Linked DNA regions of Homo sapiens: regions 1 and 3 are each linked to region 2. The links are chromatin loops, found by intact Hi-C in ENCODE. Cell type or tissue: HepG2. All regions are shown on one strand. Region 1 overlaps MSI2 (musashi RNA binding protein 2). Region 2 overlaps MSI2 (musashi RNA binding protein 2). Region 3 overlaps MSI2 (musashi RNA binding protein 2).

What was found. A loop is a pair of places that touch in the nucleus more often than their neighbours do. Peaks named below come from ENCODE experiments on the same cell type or tissue, not always from the same donor. Only the 100,000 strongest peaks of a DNase experiment are listed, where the experiment ranks them.
Region 1: it touches region 2 in a loop (3-fold over the local background); 6 of 110 quality-filtered maps call a loop at or near these places.
Region 3: it touches region 2 in a loop (6-fold over the local background); 5 of 110 quality-filtered maps call a loop at or near these places.

The regions. Positions count from the first base shown.
Region 1 is chr17:57,366,805-57,374,804 of GRCh38, forward strand. The region is part of intron 5 of MSI2 (musashi RNA binding protein 2); the gene reads left to right. Among named protein-coding and RNA genes, the nearest start is that of MSI2, 110 kb to the left of the region's middle. In HepG2, no CTCF peak of the experiment used is centred here; DNase peaks (open chromatin) are centred at 207, 3,537, 5,517 and 6,597; H3K4me3 peaks cover 466 bases.
Region 2 is chr17:57,455,928-57,463,927 of GRCh38, forward strand. All of the region lies in intron 6 of MSI2 (musashi RNA binding protein 2), which reads left to right. Among named protein-coding and RNA genes, the nearest start is that of MSI2-AS1, 150 kb to the right of the region's middle. RefSeq lists enhancers at 6,099-6,338, 7,275-7,594, 7,695-7,774 and a silencer at 7,101-7,395. In HepG2, a CTCF peak has its summit at 3,411; DNase peaks (open chromatin) are centred at 3,584 and 7,426.
Region 3 is chr17:57,558,290-57,566,289 of GRCh38, forward strand. The region is part of intron 7 of MSI2 (musashi RNA binding protein 2); the gene reads left to right. LOC107984993 (a long non-coding RNA gene) reads left to right here. Exons shown (of 2, transcript XR_001752947.3): 1 at 1-1,640; 2 at 7,634-8,000. Among named protein-coding and RNA genes, the nearest start is that of MSI2-AS1, 46 kb to the right of the region's middle. RefSeq lists an enhancer at 3,081-3,581. In HepG2, no CTCF peak of the experiment used is centred here; a DNase peak (open chromatin) is centred at 3,272.

The DNA of each region.
Region 1 (8,000 bases), 89 kb before region 2:
TTGCACGTAATTTACGGAGGCGAGGATCCTGTGCCTGGGATACCAGATGATGTGGCTGAATGGCTGTTGGCTGTTTATTTGCTAGTCTGTCGTTACCAACACAGTATTCTTGAGTTCAGAGGCACAACAGTGTTTGATCCCCCTCCTCTCTCCTATCTAAATATATCCAACTAGTCAATCAGACTTGGCAGCCGTCAGGGCTGTGGCTGTCAGATTGAGTTTGCCTTGGCTCCTCTGAACTATTGGCTTGTTTTCCAAGCTCGAAAGTGTATACAAATAGTGATATCTAAATTAGACTTGCAAACACACACCCAGGTAGGGGCCCTGAAGGGGAAGAATGAGGCAGCATTTTGGTATGAAAATGACATTTCCTTCTCCTCCACTATCTGTTGGAGAGCACAGACGAAGCTACACTGAGGGGAATGGCTTCACGCTTGGTGAACAAGATGCGTGGGTGTGTTTTTCTGAATTGTGATTAAAATGTTTTTTTTTCCTTCAAATTTTAAGTTGTATCAGGAGATACAAGTGGAATATTAACTCAGTAGATGGGGGAGGTCTGGAGTGTCTCCCATCTGCTTCCCTTCTGAAGGGATCTCAGCTGAACTGAATGAGGTATATGTTGTGAGCAGTTAATATACGGTTGGTCCTTGTGATGTTGTTGTCTTGGCTGAGGATTCAGGAAGACTCTTGGGCCTTGGAGAGGCCTTTGGTTCCATGGCCTGCCCCATTGGGCCGGAACAGCCCCTTTCCTCAAAGCTGCCTCAGGCTTTTCCTGTAGCTTAGGAACAGCAGACCGAGCTCCTGGGCCCCTCCCTGGAGGCTTATTAAGGGGGATCAGTGGAAAGAAAATCAGAGCATCTTAAATCCCTACCTGCAAGGTACCCTTAATTCTCCAGGGAGAAACCTTTTATAAATAAATGTCATGAGTGCTCATCCCCCGAGTTGAAGCTTATCTGCAGAGATGCTTCACTCCGGGAGAGAGGGTTGGAGTTGCCATTGTGAAGGCCTGTGTGTGTAGAGGTACCATGCTGCCACCAGGCCATCCCTCTTACAGCTGTGTGGCATCCTGGAGGCCTGGGTAGGAGACGGAGGGTGCCGCAAGTTCTCTTCCAGTGATGGGGAGCCACAGGTGGTTTTGTAGGGTTCCTGGGTCTTAGGTGGTTATCAAAAGCATTTCACAGACATATGTAAGATAAAGACCCTGTCCTCAAGCAGCTAAATGAATGAACTAGAACAGTGGTACCCAAATTGTGGTTCGGGACCCCTGGGCATTCCTGATAACCTTTCAAAGAGTCTGTGACGAAGTTTCTTAAATAATAATTTTAAGACTTTGTGTTTTTCATTCTCATCCTTTTATGAATATACAGTAGAATTTTTCATAGGCTACATGACCTCTGTTGACATCATAGTTCTGGTGGCTAATGGAATATGTGTATTTCTGTGTTTAAAAATGTCTCAATTTTGGCTGAGCGTGGTGGCTCATGCACTTTGGGAGGCTCCCAGCACTTTGGGAGGCTGAGGCGGGCGGATTGCTTGGGGTCAGGAGTTTGAGAGCAGCCTGGCCAAAATGGCAAAACACCGTCTCTACTAAAAATACAAAAATTAGCTGGTCATGGTGGTGGGCGCCTGTAATCCCAGCTACTCGGGAGACTGAGGCAGGAGAACCCTTGAACCCAGGAGGCAGAGGTTGTAGTGAGCAGAGATCTCACCACTGTGCTCCCACCTGGGTGACGGAGTGAGACTGTGACTCCAAAAAAACAAAAACAAAAAAGTCTCAATTTTGATTTCTAATATGATAAATATTGAGAGATATAACACACATAATTCTCTTTGGTGGTCCTCATGTTTTAAGAGGGAAAAGGTGTCATGACATCAAAGATTTTCAGAACCGCAGAATTAGAATATCGGCAGATAAGTGGCAAGTTGAAGTTATATGCTAGGTACTAAGGTAGGCAGAGCTCTAGGGGTAGATAACAGGTGCTTGTGAGTGAGCTGGAGAGGAGATTGTCAGGGAAGGCTTTCAAGACAAGTGGTTTTCTTACCTCGGTTTTGAAGGATGAATAGAAGTTTACCAGAGAGACAAGGAAGGAAAAAGCATTCTAGAAGGAAGGAACGGCATGCCTGAAATATCAGTGTGTCAGCTTTTCCTCCCCAGTCTGTGGGGGTCAGAAATAGGGTCACCCTGGCCTCACCATGAGATTTTTTTCTACTGGGAATTTCCAAAATAGGCTGCATCTCAGAGTCATTTGGTGAGGTTTATGGAAATACTGGTGAAGCTAGTTCCCAGGTGTGCTTTGCTCTACTGATGGTTGGTAGCATTGTTTACCTCTGGTGGTGGGAATGACAGGGTGCTGTTTGTACCATTTTCGGTTCTTTTGTTGAGAGTGACGTCACAGTTGTCCTGCAGCAAGCCAGGGTTATGCCACCCTGTCAGCTATGCCAGAATGGCAGCAGGTGTCACTGGACACATACCATTCCTTCTTTACACCATCTATCAACCTACAGTGGGGAAAGGGGCAAGAATACAGCATAATGAGAGGGGCAGCCAGTTGTAGCTCGGGGACCTTGGATTCTAAGCAGCATGACCTTGGGAAGGGTCTTGAGTCTTTGAGCCTGTTTGTCCTCTTAGGAATAAAGCAGGTTGGACAGACCTTACTTAATAGGCATGCTTAAATCTGCCAGGGAAAGGGACCCTCCTGTTGATGAATAATTCATTCTGGTTTTGTTCCTAGAAAGTATTCCATGGGGCACACACTTTCTCAGCTGCTCTTGGTTTTGCAAAGGAAGATACTGACATGTTCAGATTAAGAAATCGTAAAGCTTCTGAACTACTAAGGAAGGGAAAAGAGGGGCCCAGGGCCCACATGTGTGCCAGGTGCTGATCTGAGGGTTTTTTGTGACTCATCTCATTTAATGGTCACGCTGTTCCTGTGAGTAAAAGCTGTCATCCCATTTTATAGATGAAGAAACAGAGGCACAGAGAGGTTACCTTAATTTGCCCAAGGTCACACAGAATCCTGGTGTTCAGGCCTCATGCCTTCTGTTCTTAACTCCATATCCTGTGTCCCTGGGAAAGGAAGGGGCCATAGTCTGGAGTGGTTTCCAGGAGAAAAGAGCCAGAGTAATCTCTGCTCTTCATTTCTTAACAAGAATAGAAGACAGAATAAAGGGCACAGGGATAAAGGATTGTTAACCAGACTGGCAAATCAGTAGACTAATTAAAAATCAAACACCTTAAAACACTGTCGCTGGGTTAATTGTAAACCAACAATGAAACGTTAAAATTTGCCCAGCCCATGAGTTTGAATGATTAACTGAGTGAGTTAATTTCAAGCCATTGGTTTGAGTAGCCGTGAAAGCTGAGGTTAGTGGAAGGGGAATCTGTGTGTTCTTTCCTGCCCAGGCCTGCCCTGGTGCCTAAGGTCTTGTGATTGTTGCTGCTGTTTGCGTTTTTAATCGAAATATCTTAAACATTTAGGCAGAACCTCACAAATGCAGCTAGATTGTGGAAAAGGACAGTGTGAATCAGCAAAGAGTAGGATTACGTATATCTTTCCAAATAGAAGAAATGCCATTCTGTTTTGCAATATCACAGAGTCCTGGTAGCAAGAAAGGGCCCTTTGGAAAGGCCTTTTGCCTTCCAGTGTTTGACCCAAGGCTGCTGTCCCATCTGTGGCCTCTGTTGCTCTCTCATGTTCTTTTCTGCCCAGAGACCAGGTCTGGGGGTGTTATCAGGAGTTAGTCCTAAGACTGGAATGAGACTCCTGGGATTCAATGATGGCCAGTTGACCACAAGATGTTTCTGTTAGGTTTTAAGTTGAGATTCTGCTACGCCTGCTTTGATGGCTAGGTAACACTCCTCAGCACCAGGTGATGGATTTAACCTCTGTGAGCTGTGTTTCTAACCTGACTGGGCCCAGGGATCATGCTGGGAAAGTTATGGACCCTTTACCCAGAGACTTGCGCTACAACACAGCCACATACAGCTTTGCACTGAGGGTCAGGATGCACAGATCCCTGGTGCTCAGACATGAATGGCCTTATTAGAGTGAAGAAACCCTGTGTTGAAGTCACCAAACAGCTGGACTTTAAATGTTAATGTTAATATTTCACTGTGACTTATATAGCATTTTATTTTTTCCAGAGTTCCTTACAAGACAATCTGATTTGATCCGCAGGAGAATCCTGTAAGGTCAATTATATAGTCGCTCTTTTATATATGACGCATGCAGTAGGCTCAGTATCTTCCCTGAGTGTTGCTGTTTTCTTGTTAATTTGCTAAATGGGCTTTTAAAAAGGAGATAAATGTAAATTTCAGCCCCGTAAAATAGATACATCTCAAATGCTCGTGACTCAAATTAATTAATTAAAAAACAGAATAAAACACCACTCCAGCCACAAAACATGGCAAGGTTGTAATGTTTATTCCATTCAGCCAGTTGATGGGGTAAAATTACGAGATTGGTCTGTGATAAAAATGTTTTTAACTCCAACTTAGACGTTTACAGAAAGGAGAGACTTGGGCAGTTTGTTTATTTAGAACATTGATTACTGCTTCTGCCATGTTCCTCCAATCACAAACACTTGGGAAAATTTTGGAAAACTGCAAGAACTAAGTAAAAATCCCCCCAACGCCACTATTTACCATTCAGAGATAACTGCTATGAACATTTCGGTACATTTTTTTCTGTCCTTTTTCATGGCAAAAAAAAAAAAGGGCAAAAAATTATATAGAGACACAGGTATACACACACACACACACACACAAATCATTGGCTAACCTGCCTTTATAACTTTATCATATTTTCCTCATTCACTGTTTTTATGTTGTGGTTTTTATTGTCTATGTGGTGTTGTGACTTACAATTATACTTTATTTGACCAAAGCCTGTTATTGAATAGTTAGCTGGTTAGTGATTTATTATTATTATTATAAGTAACATTGTGGAATATCCTTGTACATAACCCCTTAGCAACATCTCTGATCACTTCCTTAATATGTTTACCTAGAAGTGGAATTTTGGGGTTAAAGGCTATGGATATTTTGAAGGAGATTTTACATATAAATATATATGAAAAATATATAAAGGAGCTTATATATATGAGATATATAATCTCCTTTACAATATCAAAAAATTTGTAATATATATACTTATATATAATCTCTTAAAATTTTTTTTATCTTACATTGGCCCTCCCGATAAGGAGAATGGTACTATTTTCTAACCTCACCAAAAGTTTGAGAGATTAACTTAATTTAAAAAAAATTACTGTTTTTGTAAAAATGATGTGTTTATGGTAAACATTTTTATATGTGCTGAAGGGGAAGGCTTAATTTAAAAAGATTGGGGTTTCTTGGATCAACTTGAATTGCTTATTTTAAACAGCCCTCTTCAGTGTAGTTTGGCAAAGCTCTCTCTTTCGGGTTTATTTGTTTACTTACCTACTTATCTTCAACACACTGACCTACCCACCTGTGTATCTTATTTGGTTAACATTTATCCAAGTTTGAAGATGGAAATAGTTTTCCTCTGAATCAGAACTTTCAGTGTAACTGTTCCAAGAAACCGCCACCACAGATGTGGGAAGAGGGAAGAGAATGAGGAAGATTCCTGCTGTCTTTTTACCGCTTGGGTTTACAAATGTGGCAAATTTGGAAAATGTCAAAAAGTAGGAAAAATAAAATGAAACCTGAGATCTCACCACACAGAAATAATTATAGTCAACATATTGATATGTTTTCTCTTTTTGGAGGAAAAAAGTTACAGATGAACAGAAATTTGAAAACAAGCTGTGCCTATTTTCTGTTTCTTTTATTACACATTTTATTATCAATGAATACTTTCTGCTGTAAAAAATATAAATGATACAGAAACCAATAGTAGTGTTCCCCTTTCTAGAAGAAACTATAAAAGGGTGTACTGTTCATCGCCCCTATTCACGCTTTAAAGGAGATGTCCAGCTCCAGTTGAAAATGAAGTTTTCTTACCTGGCAATCTGGTGTTTCTGAATGTGATTTGAAATCCGCCACCCCAATGAGAATGAGGACAGTTTTGTTTTTTTTTCCTGCCAAGAGGGATCGATCGTATTGATTAATTGACTGCAAAAATAAATTCAGAATTATGAAAATAAAGGGCATCTGGATTTAGAATTACCAAATATGGCTGGGCACAGGGGCTCACGACTGTAATCCCGACACTTTATGAAGCCAAGGCAGGTGGATCACCTTAGGTCAGGAGTTCAAGACCAGCCTGGCCAACATAGTGGTAGAGACATATCTGTCTCTGCCAAAAAATACAAAAATTAGCTGGGCGTGGTGGTGTGTGTCTGTAGTCCCAGCCACTTGGGAGGCTGAGGCACGCTTGAACCCAGGAGACGGAGGTTGCAGTGAGCTGAGATTGCGCCACTGCACTCCAGCCTGTCAAAAAAAAAAAATCACCAAATATTAGGTGTGTTAAGATCCTGGGAGATCAAATTTCACCCTCTCATTTTACAGATAAGAAAACTGAGGCCCAACAAACATTAGTAATTGCCTCACCCCAGGTCAATCAGCCAGTTAGGAACAAAACAGATTTCAGGTTCTAGTTTGTGTCCTTTTTTCTTTTTAAATGAAGATATTGATCTATTTTTTAAAAACAAGAACAAAGGCCGTGTGTTAGTCTAGTTTCAGTTGCAGAGAGCTGAATCCACTCCCATCTGGTTTAAGCAGAAAGGAATTTGTTTGAGGGCATTAAAATGCTTCCAGAAATCATCAGGAGATACACGGAAACCTCTAGGTTGTGCTTTTGGGAACAGCCCTCAGAGCTATGCAGCAGATCTGGGTCTTCAAATACCTACTGTCTCTTCTGTCATCTGGAAGTCCCCACCAAATTGGGAAGATGGTGCTACAGCTGCCAGGTTCAGAACCACAGCCGCACTGTCCCCATCCGAAGGCCTCCATGGCTGCCACTGTCCTGCTGTGATCTCCAGCAAAATAGGTTCTCCATGACTAGTCAGTAGAGACAGAGGATATTGCTGCAGAATAACCTAACACCTCCCTGGCCATGTTGCCAGGGGAAATAGTTAAAGTACAGAATATACTACTTTCCCTTTCATACCTAGCTGCAAGGGAACCTGGAATATTACTCCTTAATTTTCCAGATCCTGCATAACAGAAAGGCTTATGGCGAGGAGGTTGGACTGGATGATGGGGACCGATTTACCATGTCTACTTAGTAAACAGATCAAATGATAAGAAATAGACTTCAGTTCTGTGTTATGGCCATGCAAGGTAGACTGGCAGAGAAGCAAAAAACAAAAACAAAAAAGCAGCCAGACAACTAGAGAATTGTCCAGAATTTAAGACAGACAAAGACAGAAGCTATATGCAGAAACATAGCGTCAATAGGGTGGCAGCACTACATTGTACTGTTTTAGGATATATCATTTGAAGTCCTGTTGCATTTTTGCAACCCTAGGCATAAGTGGTATGTGGTAGTTTATACTTAATGTGACTGAAATTCAATTCAAATCCAATTCCAACTTGAGTATTGAAGTTTCCCTTTCTAGCCCTTGAACTTGTATCCTGATATTTGTCCCTAAAACTTTAACTTCCTCAATATTTTTTTCCTGCCCTTTTCCTGGTTTTATTTACCTTATACTATTGAGGAACCTACATTTTCCCTCAAAATCCAAAATTTAAAAAGATGCTTGACAGGAACAGTGGCTCACGCCTGTAATCCCAGCACTTTGGGAGGCTGAGGCAGGTGGATCACCTGAGGTCAGGAGTTCGAGACCAGCCTGGCCAACATAGTGAAACCCCATCTCTACTAATGATACAAAAAATTAGCTGGGCATGGTGGTGCAGCGCCTGTAATCCCAGCTACTCGGGAGGTTGAGGCAGGAGAATTGCTTGAACCCAGGAGGCAGAGGTTGCAGTAAGTCGAGATTATGCCACTGCACTCCAACCTGGGCGGTAGAGTGAGACTTCATCTCATAAATAAAAATAAATAAATAAATGC
Region 2 (8,000 bases):
AGCTCTGGAGATGAATTGGGAAAGAAGTGTGGTAGAAACATCACCAGGAAGCTTTGTGTTACGGGCCTTGTCACTGCATGTGAAGATAGACCAGACGCCCCGCAGAGACAGCCCTCTTGAAACTCTCACCTAAAGGAGATGCTACCAAGGTGAGGGACCTCCGGGCAGCAGAACAAGAACATCGAACAACCACTACGGTTTAACAGGAGCAAGAAACGATCTTTCCGAACTTTCCTCTGTGGATGCAAAGATGTTGAAGAGCAGTTCCTGCCTTTGGCAGGGAACTCGGGGTGCACACGGGGAGACAGACAAGAAGGGATGAGTCCAGGGCACTTGTATGTCTGTACCTTCTCTTAGCCTCATAACATCTCTATGAGGGAGCGAAGAACATCACAGCTTTGGCCGGGCGCAGTGGCTCACGCCTATAATCCCAGCACTTTGGGAGGCCAAGGCGGGTGGATCACGAGATCAGGAGTTCAAGACCAGCCTGGCCAAGATGGTGAAACCCTGTCTCTACTATTAGTGGGGCGTGGTGGCAGGCACCTGTAATCCCAGCTACTCAGGAGGCGGAGGCAGAGAATTGCTTGAACCTGGGAGGCAGAAGTTGCAGTGAGCTGAGATCGCACCACTGCACTCCAGCCTGGGCGACAGAGCGATCGAGACTCCATCTCCAAAAAAAAAAAAGGAACACCACAACTGACTTGCCCTGTGTTGGAGATGGCTGTGCAGATTTAGTCTTGCTCAAGGGCTTTACCAAGGGTTGTGCTCAGGGCACAACTGGGGCTAAATTCCAAGGCCTGCTGCCTTTGGGTCCGTAAATCTTCATTGCAGATGTTGATGTAGTTTCCAGGACTGCATCATCTTGGAGTTTATTTTAGGCAGATGATTGCCTTCTAGGTCATTCTCAACCATTTAAGTATCCTTGGCAGGAGAACTTATCTGAATGGGCCAAGGCTCTTTGAGTTGGGAGCAAGGCGTATTTTCCCACCCAATCTCCATGCACCCGGGTCCTGTGGTTTCATTGGCACTTCATTTGGAAAGTTGTTGGCTTTTGGGAGGAGAAAGGAAGGAGAAGTTTGGCAGCATCCTGTTCCAAGGCCTAGAGTTTTAATGTGTGGTCAGACTGTTTATTGATTAATTGGTTTTCAAGAGGGAAACATGTTCTTTCAGGACATAGGGTCTCTAGGACAAAAATAACTTTAAAAGAAGAGGTGGAGATGTTAGAGAACACTCTAATAACTCCTATCACTTCACAGCTGGGAAACCTGAACCCCCAAAGGGGTAAGAGATTTTAGAAAGTTTCACCAAATTCCCCATTTCTCTGGACAGAATTGGACTCTAGATGGAGGACTAGACATTTTCCCCTAGAGCCGTGTTTCCCCAGGGCATTGAGAGGTGTTAGGAGATGCAAGGGCTCCATGGCCGTACATGTGGCAACTCCTAAATTAAACATTCCCTAAATGCAGGACTTCTCAGAGCATTTACTCTGCTAACAAGTGGTCTGCTTTTCTAAGAGCTGGTTAAGGTAGGTAATGATTCCTTATTTGGCCAATGAACTTATTTTAAGGAGACTAAATTATCTTTAGTCTTTAAATTATTTTAAAATTATTTTTCTCCTAGAAGACCCTATGTCTTGAAAAATATGTTTCCCTCTTAGAAACCAATTAATAAATATTGGGAAGTCAGGCCAGGCACGATAATTCATGACTATAATCCCAGCAGCTGGGGAGGCTGAGGCAGGAGGATCACTTGAGTCCAGGAGTTTGAGACCAGCCTGGGCAACATAGCAAAACTCTATCTCTACAAATAAAATAAAATCAAATAAAATAAAATTAACTAGGCATGGTACTGTATGCCGGTAGTCTTAGCTACTCAGGTGGCTGAAGTGGGAGGATCACTTGAGTCCAGGAGTTCAAGAATGCAGTGAGTTATGATTGGGCTCCTGCACTCCAGCCTAGGAGACAACGTGAGACCTCGTCTTTAAAAGAAGAAATAAAATAAAATAAAATAAAACTAAGAAGTCAGATGAATTCTGACTCAATAAATTGAAGTCAGATAGATATATTTTTATCAACTGGGCATATACATATATAAAAATAGATATCAGATACCATATTGCATATATATAAGTACATATTTTAATAAACTATATTAGCCTGACATATATATACCTTTTTTTTTTTTTTTTTTGGAGATGGAGTCTCGCTCTGTCGCCCAGGCTGGAGTGCAGTGGCGCGATCTTGGCTCATTGCAAGCTCCGCCTCCCGGGATCACGCCATTCTCTTGCCTCAGCCTCCCGAGTAGCTGGGACTACGGGCGCCCACCACCACGCCTGGCTAATTTTTTGTATTTTTAGTAGAGACGGGGTTTCACTGTGTTAGCCAGGATGGTCTCGATCTCTTGACCTCGTGATCCACCCGCCTTGGCCTCCCAAAGTGCTGGGATTATAGGCGTGAGCCACCGTGCCCGGCCACATATTTTTAATATATGTGTGTGTATACATATTTTAATCTCTCAATGGCCATCAGAGATTTAGGTCACAGTGTTACCATGCTTTAGTCAGAAGGAAAGAACTCTGGGTCACTGTGCAATTTCTGGTTGGCTTTTGGAAGCTGACAGCCTCATTGCTGATATCTTCTTCAGGAGCACAAAGTCTCTGACTGGGAACTGCTGGCTACATGGATGGAGAGCCCCTCTCCAGCTCTAATACTCTCTGTGTTCCATGCCTCTGGGTTATCAGCAAGAAGCCCAGCTGCTCGGCCCATAACTCAGATCAGTTAGCATATAAACTCCAGAAAATAATTGCCCTCTTAATTGCTACTGATACCATGTCTTGAACCAGGCTTTGTTCAAGGTGGGATACAGGTGGGACACAGGCTTGGTTCACAGGTGGGAGGGTGCCCTGTGCAGGCCGTGGGAGGATAATTTGAGAATTCCCTTGCCTGTCCCTGCTCCGCGGTTGCTGGGCACCTGGCGAGAGCGTTGGGTTGTTTGCTTTGGGTAACTATGGCAGATCCTTTTAATTGCCACCAAATAACTTCAGCTCAACCTCGTCAGTGGTTGTTTTGCTGCGTCGCTCGGAAGAATGCCTCCCTCTTTGTAAGAGCTGGATGGATGGGAGCTTGGCAGAGGCAGGCCAATGCTCTTTAATGTTTTCCTTCCCATTTAATAAGTGTTGAGTAAAACTTGAGTTTAGGGTGTTTATGTGGCACAAAAGGTAAACCATTTGTGGTGTTTTGGAACCTGGGCTAAGTGTTTCTCACACACATCCTCATGACATGGTAATGACTACCTTTGTGTTAAACTTGGGTCACTGTCAACTTTCTTCTGAAGTGCTCCCTGCTTTGTTTTGGGGGCAGGGGTGGGAAAGGAATGAGGTGAGAGAAGGTGAGGTGAACATGGGATGCCGCACGGGGGCATTGTCCTCAGTCGGACTTTCTAGAAAAAGGCATCACGCGGCCTGGAGACAGGAAGGGAGAGATTTTAATCATCTGCTGTGGCTTTTGCTCTTCTGACATCAGAATGGTAGGAGGCCCTGAACTTTTGACCTCTGGCTCCAGGTCCATAAATGTCCCGAGGTTCCCAGGAAAAGGAAGACTTGTTAGATGGGAACCCTGATGTTTGATTAGAGCAGCTTTTAGTCACTACTGTCATGTGTTTGTTTATTCAGGCACCAGTTGCATCTGAGTAGTGGTAGGTCCTGGAGACAGGAGGCACAGCCTTTACTCATGGCCTCATGGTAAGGTAGAGTCATGCAGAACATTTAACGAAAGTATGGCTTGGCCGGGTGTGGTGGTGACTCACGCCTCTAATCCTAGCACTTTAGGAGGCTGAGGCAGGAGGATTGTTTGAGCCCAGGAATTCAAGACCAGCCTGGGCAACATAGCAAGACTTCATCTCTACAAAAAATTAAAAAATTAGCCGGGCACGGTGGCTCACACCTGTAATCTCAGCACTTTGGAAGGCTGAGGCGGGCAGATCACCTGAGGTCAGGAGTTCGAGACCAGCCTGGCCGACATTGTGAAACCCCGTCTCTACTAAAAATGTAAAAATTAGCTGGGCGTGATGACAGGCACCTGTAATCTCAGCTACTCGGGAGGCTGAGACAGGAGAATTGCCTGAACCCGGGGGGTGGAGGTTGCAGTGAGCCAAGATCATGCCACTGCACTCCAGCCTGGGCAACAGAACGGAACTCTGTCTCAAATAAATAAATAAATAAATAAATAAATAAATAAATAAATAAATAATCAGTTGGGCGTGGTGACACATGCCTGTAGTCCCAGCTACTTGGGAAGCTGAGGCAGGAGGATCACTTGAGCTTGGGAGGATGAGGCTGCAGTGAGCTGTGGTTGCACCATTGCACTCCAGCCCGGGTGACAGAGCCAAACCCTGTCTTGGGAAGGAAAGAAGGCAGGAAGTTAGGGAGGGAAAGAGAAAAAGGAAAGGAAAGGAAAAAGAGAGAAAGAGAAGAAAAGAAAAAGATTTGATGGGCAAAATCCTGTCTTTGGAAGGAAAGAGGGGAGGAAGGTAGGGAGGGAAAGTGGAAAAGAAAAGGAAAAAGAAAGAGAAGAAAAGAAAAAGATTTGATGTACGCCACCATGAAAGCAGGTAGAAGGCAGAGGAATCATGAGGAGCTGGATGGGTTCACCTGGGGAGAGTACTAATGGGACATGAGGCACCCCGCCTGTGTGTTTGGAGAACTACAGCAGTTTGCAATGCCAGAAGGAACAAAGGGAGGCGAGGAACCATGGCAGTAGGGTGGAGGTGGGCAGGGGCAGGTCCCAGTGGTGCTAGGAAACTTGTACTTTATCCATAGGCAGGGGAGCTGTGGCTTCTATAGCCTTCAAGGGGAGGTCACCATTGAGCCGAGAAGGGAGAGGAGCTTTCTAGGCAGAAAGCGTGGTTGACTGAAATGGCAGAGTGTGTTCTGAGGAGGGTGGCAGGCTCTGGGTGGTGCATTTCTTCCGGCCAAAGGAGAGACGTGAGGCAGGAGCTGTGTGTCTTCCATACTGTGCTCACTCACCATGCTCAATGCTCAGAATCCCTCCTTGCAGAGGCTGCAGCCCTCTTTGTAGGTGCTTTGGTGGAAAGTTAAATTTGATTGTCCTATGGGCCTGTGGCAGGGGCTGCAGTCTCCCCTTGTCTCAGTGCCCCATTTCCTCTGAAGAGTGGGCATTGGCAACACCCTTCATGACACTTGAGCTTGTGCCCATGGGGTCTGCCGGCTTCTCCCTGCCCTTGACCCGGCCGCAGAGTGGACTGCACAGATCACATGGGTGCAGTGTTGTCACCCACTCTTCTCTGGGCTCCACACACAGACAGCATTTGGCCTGCTCCCCGAGGGCCACACGGTCATCCTAGGCAGCTGTTCAGTGGTAATTAGTCAACCCAAGTCTCACAGGTTCAATGACTCATTGTCTTAAATTTAATAAGTACAGAAAAACAGAGTGCTGATGTATTAAAAAATTAATCCTCCTAAGAGGTAGCCTCGGCAGAGGGGCTTGGAATGAAGGGAAGCAGAGGGAATGTGCAGGGAAGTAGGAAATTTCTCCTTCTGGGGCCCGGGCTGCTGTCGGGAACAGTAGGGCAGAGCCCCAACTCTTGGATTTTTTTTTTTTTTTTTTGAGACATAGTCTCTTGCCCTGTCACCTAGGCTGGAGTGCAGTGGAGCGATCTCAGCTGACAGCAACCTCCACCTCCTGGGTTCAAGCGATTCTCCTGCCTCAGCCTCCCGAGTAGCTGGGATTACAGGCGTGAGCCACCACACCGGCTAATTTTTGTATTTTTAGTAGAGACAGGTTTCACCATGTTGGCCAGACTGGTCTCAAACTCCTGACCTCAAGAGATCTGCTACCTCGGCCTCCCAAAGTACTGGGATTACAGACGTGAGCTAGAACCCTTGGGTTTTGAGAAGGAGATGGCAGCTCTGCATAAACTTTCTTCTCTTACTCTTCCTTTTCCATTACCCCATTTCCTTCCTCTTGTCCTTCTCTCTTTCTGTATTAGTTTCCTAGGGCTGCCATAACAAAGTACCACAAACTGGGTGCCTCAGCTACAGAAATGCCTTGTCCCACAGTTTGGGAGGCCAGAAGTCCAAGATAAGGGTGCGGGCAGGGTTGGTTCCTGCTGAGGGCTCTGAGGGACAGTCTGTCCCAGGCCTCTCCCCTTGCCTCTGGTGGCTTGCGGGCAGTCTTTGGCATTACTTGGCTTGTAGACACATCACTCCAATCTCTGCCTTCATCTTTATGTAACCCTCTCCCTGTGCTCATGCCTGGGCCTAAATGTCCCCTGTTTGTAAGAACACCAGTCACATTGGATTAGGGTTCTCTCCGACTTTCTCTTGCTCTGTGTCTCTCTGGTGCCACCTCACCTGCCTGGCCCTTCATGGTTCACCTTACTGTGTGGGTCCCAGCCATCCACCAGAGATGGACAGGTGCCTCCTGGGCTGCCAGCCCCTGCCAGGACTCCTTTCTTTGCCTTTCCAGAGGTGGGTGTTGTGCCCACGTGACCCCAGACATCTCACCTTGCAGCTTCTAGATTCCCCTGCCCTTCTCTGACAAAACTTTTCTTCTGGAACATTGACTAACTCCTCTGTGTAGGCTGCAGTTCCCAGCAGGGGTTTATGAGTGTGGACAAGAAAAAGGGTATATCTATGTGAGTCTGCATACTTGGAGAATTTCCTTCTATCGATCAAAAAATATTCCAGCACAGAGCAGGACATTCTCCTGAATAAGCCTTATCACTTAAAGCATTTCCTCCTCAAAGGCAATCCATTTAGGTGAAGTGCAGAGACAACTGAGTTGAAATTCATCAAGAGGGGAATGTTGGCCCCCAAAGCATTATGGGCCATTAAGTCTGTAATGTGGCAGAGGCCTCTGGATAGCCAGAGTTCCTTCCTTCCTGGTGAATTGCAAGGGCTGCTGTGCCGGCACCTTCCTGTTATAGTCTCTGTCATACACACAAGCACTCAGACATTCTCCTGGTGTTTCCCTCTTCCTTGGGCACCTGTGTCCATAACGGAGGATGGTGATAGCTGGGAGACTCCCGCTTGGATGTCAGTGGAGGCCATGGGGCCCCTTCCACCACAGGTCTCAGGATTAAGGAGCTGCAGTTTTCATCGCAACGAGTGCCCCTTTCCCTGCTTATAGCTTGGAGGACGCTAGTCCTGGGCTCTGGGAGGGATATAGATAGATACCTGTGTCCCTCTGCCCTCTCCCTTCTGCTAGGACCCCGGCCTGCTCAGTTTGCCAAGGGTGGCTTGTTTTCCGTCTGGAGTGTCAAGCCTGCATTGAGAGGGAAGGCGTGGGGCTGGACCTTCCAGCATTGTGTATGTAGGAGTGGGGGTGGTGGGCAGGGTGAGTAGGACCTTTGTCTGACTAGGACCAATAGTTTTGAAATGACTTGAAAAAAATTTGATCTTGGGGAATTTCCAGCATGAGTAAAACCTAGAGACTTCTCAGAGTTTTGAGAAAGCCACCCCCTGTCAAGCCAGTCACCGCTTCTGTCTCTACAGCCTCCCTCCCCATGGCCCCACTGAGACTGCCTCCTGTCCAGGCCCTAGTCACCCACCCACTAAGGCTTTGCCCCGCCCTCCCAGCTGGCTGGGTCTCCTCCCCAACAGCCCGGGGCTTCTTCTGCCTCCCCATGAGCACTGCCTTCACATGGGGGTGCCTCCATCAGAATCTCCGGGGTGTTCTCATACCTGGCCTTCCAGACCCTTCCCTGTCCAGTCCAATCACAACCTCAGCTTCATCCATTCAGCAGTGTGAACCCACTGCTCCAGCCCCCTGCTCTGCCCCTGGCCCTGGACAGCACATCTGCTGTGCCCAGTCCAGAGCACTCCCCCTCTCTAAATAGTTGAGACCTACCCTCCAACACCAGTTCTGTGCATTCATTCTCTATATTATCCAACCAGCATCGCCCTCTTCTTTGTCATTTGTTCGACACTTTCTGGATCCTTAGACTGGAACACTTCAGACTGAAGAGTTTACCTGAATTTT
Region 3 (8,000 bases), 100 kb after region 2:
CCGAGAACAGTCTTTTTAAAAAGGCAGTTAACGATCTGGAGCTATAAATAGTGTCTTTCCAACAAATAACAAAGAGGGTCGGTTCCCCTTTCGCCTCTGCTGTTGAGGCCCCGCATCCTGGAGTAAGTGAGTGGGGTCAGGAGGGTTTGCACCTCCCCTAGAGTTTGAGTTCTTGGAGGCCTGATGACACCCAGCGTGTTGCCTAGAGGTGGGGATGAGACCCTGGCTGGCTGAACTGCCGCTCACCGTGTGTTTTTGGAGACACATCCCTCCTGGTGGCACAACAGAAAACCACGACTCTAAGTCACTTGCCCCAGCCCTCTGACCTCTCTTCAGCCCAGACCAGCCCTTCTGCCAGTTATAAAGCACCAGCCCTGCCAAGAGCAAAGAGAGGCTTGCTGGATCCCGCTGTCTCTTCATGGAGTTCCTGAATCACAGAACCTCCCAGTTTGTCTGTTTGCCTCCCATGTATCAAGAACTCAGAGGTTCAGCCAAGCGCGGTGGCTCACGCCTGTAATTCCAGCACTTTGGGAGGCCAAGGCGGGCAGATCACCTGAGGTCAGGAGTTCGAGACCAGCCTGGCCAACATGGTGGAACCCCATCTCTACTAAAAATACAAAAAAAACAGCGAGGTGTGGTGGCGGGAGCCTGTAACCCCACTACTCGGGAGGCTGAGGCGGGAGAATCACTTGAACCCAGGAGGCGGAGGTTGCAGTGAGCCGAGATGGCACCACTGCACTCCAGCCTGGATGACAAGAGCGAGACTCCATCTAAAAAAAAAGAAAGAAAGAAATCAGAAGTTCTTTGACATCATTTTAATTCATACCTTCTCCAAATCAGAACCACAAAAGCAGCATTACCTACACCCAGAATAGACACAGACATCAACAGAAGCACAAAGTGAGATGGAACCCTGTCTCCCAACCTGAGAGGGAGAGTTTGGGCTAAAACACGCCCATGTGAGGACAGCATTTGGAAAGTTAATGCTAAGGAAATAAGAAGGATGGGAGTAAAAAGAGGACAAGCCCCGATGTCCTGTTTATCAGCTCCCCCTCTCTCCTCTCCTGTCTCATCCGCTCCCGCCTTGAGGATAGCGTGGTTTCCCTGGACTCCTTTCCAGACCAGCTGCAGCCCCATTGGCAATACCAACTTCCCTAGCTGGGGTTGGCTGGACGGTGTGGTTCTTGGCAGAAGATGACACATGGGTAGCAGAGTGACTTTGGCTCCTGCATCGAGTGCTTGTCTCAGCCCCATCCATAGCCATATAGAATCCTAGTGGTGAACATGCAACACCCCTGAGAGCCACTGACCAGGCAGGCACTGGGGTGAGGGAAAGTGAGGGGACTGTGTGGGACCAGCTGTGCTGACGACAGCCTGCCACCCAAGGGATGCCTGTCCCTGCACCCTGGCTTTGTTCCTGCACCTGGTCCCCAGGAAGCCAAATCCAGTGCATTTTTCCAGCTTCTGCTCAGAGACAGCCAGTGTCTGCAGAAGGGCCAAGGCCACTGGACGTCTGGAGAGAGTCTGGCCACAATGGCCAAGTGGTGGACGTCTCCACAGGCTGCCCCGTGCCCCTGCAGAGGCAGGGCTTCATGAAGCAGGAGCAGGCAGCTCAGACCTGGGCCGGGCCACCTGTGCAGGTAACTCCTTCACTGCTATTGGTCGGTGGAATTGTAAGATCAGTTCTTCAGCAGGATGCTGCGGGTTTTCTGAGGCCCGTGGCCATCTGGATTTGTGCTCCGAACATATTATACCATGTTAACAGCTTTTAAAGTAGAAACACATGTGATTCTGGAAGGCTGGGATGGGGCAATGGAGGAGACTGTTTAAAATTGCTGTTTGGTATCTCTCGTAGTACAGTAGCAAAGGTAAAAACCTATTATGGTCCACGGAAGCAGTTCATTGCGTAATGACATCTTCATAACTTGCCCTGCTAGCTGGCTTTTCTCACAGTCTCTGCGGGGAAGTTTTGTTCTTTTAAAATATTTTCTGGGGTGGTGGAGGGGGAGAGTTTGGAGGCGCTAAGCCCCTCCACTGAAACTCCTGGGATGGGGGACTTGCAGTAACCCGTGCCCCTCCGAGGAGCCCTGGAGCGGGGTTGGTGGGGACACTTCCACCCACTTCCATGGGGATTTACAAGGTCTGCTTCATGGACATTTTCAAAACTCTTCTCTCTGCTACTTCCTCCCACCACCCCCAGATCACCACGTTTTGGGAGAAGAGTGGTTGGGAAACAAAGACTCAGATATCAGCCTGCCTTTTAGAAATCCCAGATTTTAACCACCTACCAGCTGAGCAACCTTAGGCCAGTTATATAATCCTCAGAGCCTCTGACTCCTTATCTGCAAGATGGGGTAACAGTAACACATGCCTGCTATTATTTATTACTGATGTTGCTGTTTCTGAGCAGTATAATAATGCTGCTATTATTAACAATTACTGCCGGTATGGAGAGGAGTCATTAGGGCAATGCCTGTACGGTTCCTCGCAGCTCAGTAAAGGCGGTGGTTGCCACCAGCACAAGCATGCCTTGCAGGTTGGTTTTGGTTATTTAATCTTTGCCAAGTAATGCATTGTGGGTTTCTGTTCTGTGAGCATCCCAGGAAAGGAGGCAAGCCAGTTTCGCCCCAGTGGAACTGGGGCAGGAATAGAGGTGGAAAGATGGAAAGCCCACCATCCTCCCAGCTCCAAAGGAGCTGCTCCCTGCTTCAGGGGAAATGGTGACTTTCCAGAGCCCATCTAGCTGATGAAGCAAATGGCGGTGAGGTCGGTGCCCTCTGCACAGGCTGATGTGCACATTTAGGGAGTCAAGTATGGAAACCTCTTGTTCTTGCACTGTCTGTTCTTGAGCAATCATGAAGAGACCTCACAATCCAGAAGAAACCAAGCGAAGTGATGAAACCACAGCCCTGAGATGGAGAGATGGCGGTGTGGGTGGGCCTGGGAGCTTTGCACAGGGTTCTGTCTAGGTGGAGGGTGGGAACATTTGATATTTTTGCCCACCTGCCTGGAACACACTGTATGTGCAGTTGCGTCACCCATGTCTCAGTCCCTGAGGCCTGTCAGCCCCAAGCAGGCCCCAGATATCACAAAAATCCCCGCTCTTGCTCTCCCGTCTTGCTGTTTTCTGACCCCAGCATATCCATTTCTGTGCGGTTTATTCTGAGAAATCCTGTGTGAATTGTGCTTGAACTAGCGGGTCAGAGACTGTCTCCCACCTCCACCCCCACCTGACCTTTCATCCAGACTGCAAACAGGAAGCAATAAGAATTGTTTGCCCAGTTGCTGCTTTGATCTTCTGGGCCCCTTTTGGGGTAGGAGGCTGTGCTAATGAGGAAACATGGGCCAGAAGTCCACAGGCAGGGGAGCTGTGAGGACGACAGAAAGGTAGGAAACCCGCAGCCAGGTGCTCCAAGAAATGGTAGCGTGTGCCCAAGAGCAGTCTCTGCCGCCCCTCTTGAAGCAGCACCCCTTTATCCAGAGGGGATCGGCTGCATGTTTAATGAGAACTTTAGAGGCCTGGAAGGTGCCTACCTAAGCAATAGCAGGTGGCAGTGGCCCCATTTTAAAGATGAGGAAACTGGCACCCAGAGAGGATTGGTTCAGACGTTATTCGAATTTGCAGCTTTGGAGCCCAACAGGCCTGGATTCAAATTCCGGTTCTTTCTACTTATTATATATATAAGCTACTTAACCTCTCTGACCCTCTCTGATTTTCCTCATCTGTAAAACAGGGATAAGAACACTTCTTCAGATGTGATTGCTATAGATTAAATGAGGGAACATATATAAAGAGCCTGATATATAGAAGTGTCCAATAAATAGCAGCTGTTGTTTTCCATTTATCTATCCATCTGCCCGTTCATCCATCCATCCCCATCCATCTGCCCATCCATCCATCCTTATATCCCTTCACCCATCCGCACATCCAGTAAACAGTGATTGGTAAGCCAAGTGCTGTGGCATCTCAAGATGTTCAGAAATGGATCCTGGCCAAGAAGCTTATGTGTCTAGAGACATTTCTAAGACCGTACTTCCCAGGCCTCTTCTCATGGTGCTTTCATACACAGAGGAAGCATTCTTCTCTTAGCAAAGGCATTGCCTGCTGGTCCCAAGCAACTCCTACCCTGGGCACTGGTGTTGCCTGTGGCCTGAAACCAGGGATCTCCCTCTCCTAGGCGACTGGAAGTGCAGAGCTGCGTAACACAGCCCTTCTTAGATCTGTGCTGTCGTAGCACGCGACAGTGGGTCCCAGCTCTCCAGCAGAATGCACCCACTGCTGCACATGCTGTTGGCCAGCTTTCTGGAGGGTGGAGGAGAGCCATCTTTTAAAAATACTATGTTGGGAAAAAAAATACTTCTGTTTTCATTTCACCAACATAAAAAAATGTAGTCACTGCAAACACTGACAGGCAAACTGGTGGCTAACAAATCAGATCCTCAGGGACTGCACGAATGGAGAGATAAGTCTTGGTGTGTGAATTGCACACGGACTATTTTTTTTTCCTTTTTTAAAAATGCGTACAGGCCGGGTGCGATGGCTCATGCCTGTAATCCCAGCACTTTGGAATGCCGAGGCAGGCGGATCACCTGAGGTCAGGAGTTCGAGACCAGCCTGACCAACATGACGAAACCCTGTCTCTACTAAAAATACAAAAGTTAGCCAGGTGTGGTGGCGCATGCCTGTAATCCCAGCTACTCAGGAGGCTGAGACAGGAGAATCGCTTGAATCCAGGAGGTGGAGAATGCAGTGAGCAGAGATCGCACCACTGCACGCCAGCCTGGGTGACAGAGCAAAACTTCGTCTCCAAAAAAAAAAAAAAAAAAAAAAACAGTGCATAGATTTGTGGGGTCCATGTGCAGTTTTGTTATGTGTATAGGCTGCATAGTGGTCTAGCAGGATTTTTTTTATATCCGTCACCCGAACAACATACATTGTACCCATTAAGTCATTTCTCATCACCTACCCCATCCACGTGGACCATTTTTCATACCAATGGCTGCACACCTTAGAGGCTTGCTCTCTTTAGTGATTTAATTGTTTCTCCTGTTGGTTCCTGTGGAAAGTTCTGTTTCTCTCCAGCCCTACACTTGGGGACCATTTATACTCACTCAGGCTTTCCCACAGCCCTGTGAGATAAGGACCCTTGTACACATGGAAAAACTTGAGAGCAGGTAGGCCACTGCCCAAGATCCCAGGCAAGCTAGAACCAAGCTGGGAAGCGGGCTCTGGGCCCAGGATCAGAACCCCAAGGCCCATTTCCATTCTATCCCCAAAATAGTGAATGACATTGGATAAAGCACAATCCATGTCAGTAATCTCCAGTCCTTCCTAATGTGGACTCTCGCCTTCCAGCATTTAACATACCCATAATGGCCCCATTTTAGTGGCTGACTGTCTGTCTGTCTGTCTGTCTGTCTCTCTCTCTCTTTCCCTCTCACACACACACAGGCGCGCACACACACACACACACACACACACACACACACACACATAGGCCTCTGTACAGATGGACCCTGCTTCCAAAATGGAGAGTTTGCATTTTCCTTTCATCCCTCACCTCCTAGTCCCCAGGCCCTCCGCCCTCCCTAAAGATGCTGTGGTGAAGGGGTTCTGGAAGATCCCATTGTCTGGCCTGTTACACGCTCTGCTGAACAGCCCACCTGAGCCAGAATGGGCCTGGGCACCTCCTCTGAGGCGTGTCACATTTCCCAAGCGCAGCCTGATGAATAGGACGTCCTTTATGGCCAGCCCCCTGCACGTGTTTCTCTCTGTGCAGCTGATACTGTTGTGCTCAAGACACAAAGGCCCCCATGTCCCTGGCTGCCCATCCTCTCTGCCTGTGTGAAGGGCGTGCCATGTGTTTGTGGATTTCTTGCTGGAACAGGGCACAGATGGCTGGGTTTGAGTGCAGCAGTAATTAAGAATTGCCCAGGAGCTAACATATTTATGGGCACTGGCCCAGGACAGCCCAGAAGGTCGCCTTGTAATCAGGCATCACGTGACTCCTAGGAGCCAGTTAACAATGGTATGGCCGTGGCTTGCATCCTCTGCCCTGTGCCCTTAGAGGGTTTTCTTTTTAATTGGGGACATTTCTGAATGCATTTGGGTCCTTCCTCTGCTTTGGGGGAAGCTCTGATGTTTCTGGGCCTCAGTGGGTCCAAGTGAGGTGGCCTGGAAACCACCAGTAAGCACACGAGGTTGGGGTGATGATGATGGTGAGGCCATTCTACCCATCTCATGGCTACTCAAAGTCAGTATTGCAGTCTGAGTCCTGGGCAGGGTTCTGGAGACAGTGCTGCTGTCAGGGGAGCTCCAGCCCTAATAGGAGACTATTTAGGGCATTTATGGAGCTTGCAGCCTGTGTCCAGCACAGTGCACAGATGTATAAAGTGTCTCCCTGACCTTTGGAATTGGGAGTCTCATCAAGTATGTGGTTAATGCTAAATTGTATGGTATTTCCTTTGCTTGTTCATTCAATAAATGATGCGAGCACACAGTAGGTACTGAGTAATGCAGTTATGAACCCCTGCTGCACTCTTTTGTCTACTCACTGGCACTTACATACAGCCTTTTATCCATTGGACAGTACCTCTTGGCGCAATCGTGACGCCTTGGGTTGTTGGTTACCATTCTGTGCGTTTATCTGTTTCACCACCTTCATTAACAACAGCCGTTTATGGGGCACCTAACAGTGCTAGATGCTGTCCTGAGTACCTTACATATGTTGCCTTATTTAATCCTCACAGAGTTCCTCTTTGACAGATGAGGAAACTGAGACTCAGAGACATGGTTACTTGCTGAAGACACAGAATATGCATCAAAGGTGGTCTGACTTGAGAGCCAGGGTGCCTGGTATTCGGCTGTGCCACCCCATCTGCATCTAAGGATTTTTTTGTACAATCCACAGTGCCTGGCACTGTGCCTAGATAGCACTGATGCTTCCAGAGAAGGAAGAGATCATGCTGGATTTCCCATTTTTCTGTAGGATAAGCACAGCATCTGAATTCGGTTCCAGCCGGCCTTCCCAGCCTCACGCTGTACCATTCCCTGATCTTGAGTCACCTGATCCTGCCTGTAGTTTCTCAGTGCACTCAGTGCTCCCGGAGGCTTCCCTGACTTTGCACCTGCCCTTGTCTCCACCTGGAATGTCCGTCCCTGCCCCTTTGTGCCTGGAGGCCTCGTCTTCTGTCTAGAATAGGTGGATGCCACCTGCCTGAAAGCCTTCCTGCATTCTTGCAGACAGTCATCCTTCCTTTTGTCCTGCTCCATCACAGCCTTACCAGTTTTGTGTTGGGATTGCTTGCCTGTCCCTCTCCTGCTAAGGACAGGGCACTCTCTGAAGACAAAGACATGTTTTATTTTATACCCCCTCGACTAACACCCATGCCTGGCACATCAGCCAGGCTCAGCAGACAGTTACTGAGTGAATGCATTCATTGGAGCAGCTCTGTGGAGCAGTTGAAGCTGTATCCACCTAGGCTTTGAAAGCAGAGGAAGGGAAGGCATTTCAGGCAGATGCCCCCTTCTTGCTATTCTCCTCTTTCTCGGGCTCCCTGGGTTGGGTGAAAATTGGCTGTAGACATGAGACACCCCTGTTGCCTCCTAAGTAACATCTGTTTACTTTCCCAGGGAGAGTAGCGATTTACGAAGAGCAAATGGAAGCGAAAACCCCTTTTCTTCTTTGGGCCGGCTGTGTATTGCTGGGGCACTTGGGCAGACCCCCAAAGACATCCTTAAAGACAAGAGAAATCGGGGGCTGTGTGAAGATGTCACATCTGCAGATAGGGTTCGAGGTAGAGCGGCCTTTTGGGTTTTCTCCTCATTTGGAGAAATCGAGAAGTAGCACGGAAGACCTTCAGACCCAGAGCTTGTGTACGGCACAGTCCTTGAAGGATTTGCTCCCATTCTCAGGGAGCAAGACCCATCTTAAACGTGGAAACAAATACAGCAGAGTAATACATACTTGAGGCTTAATGTAAGTTAATTCCTCTTGGCA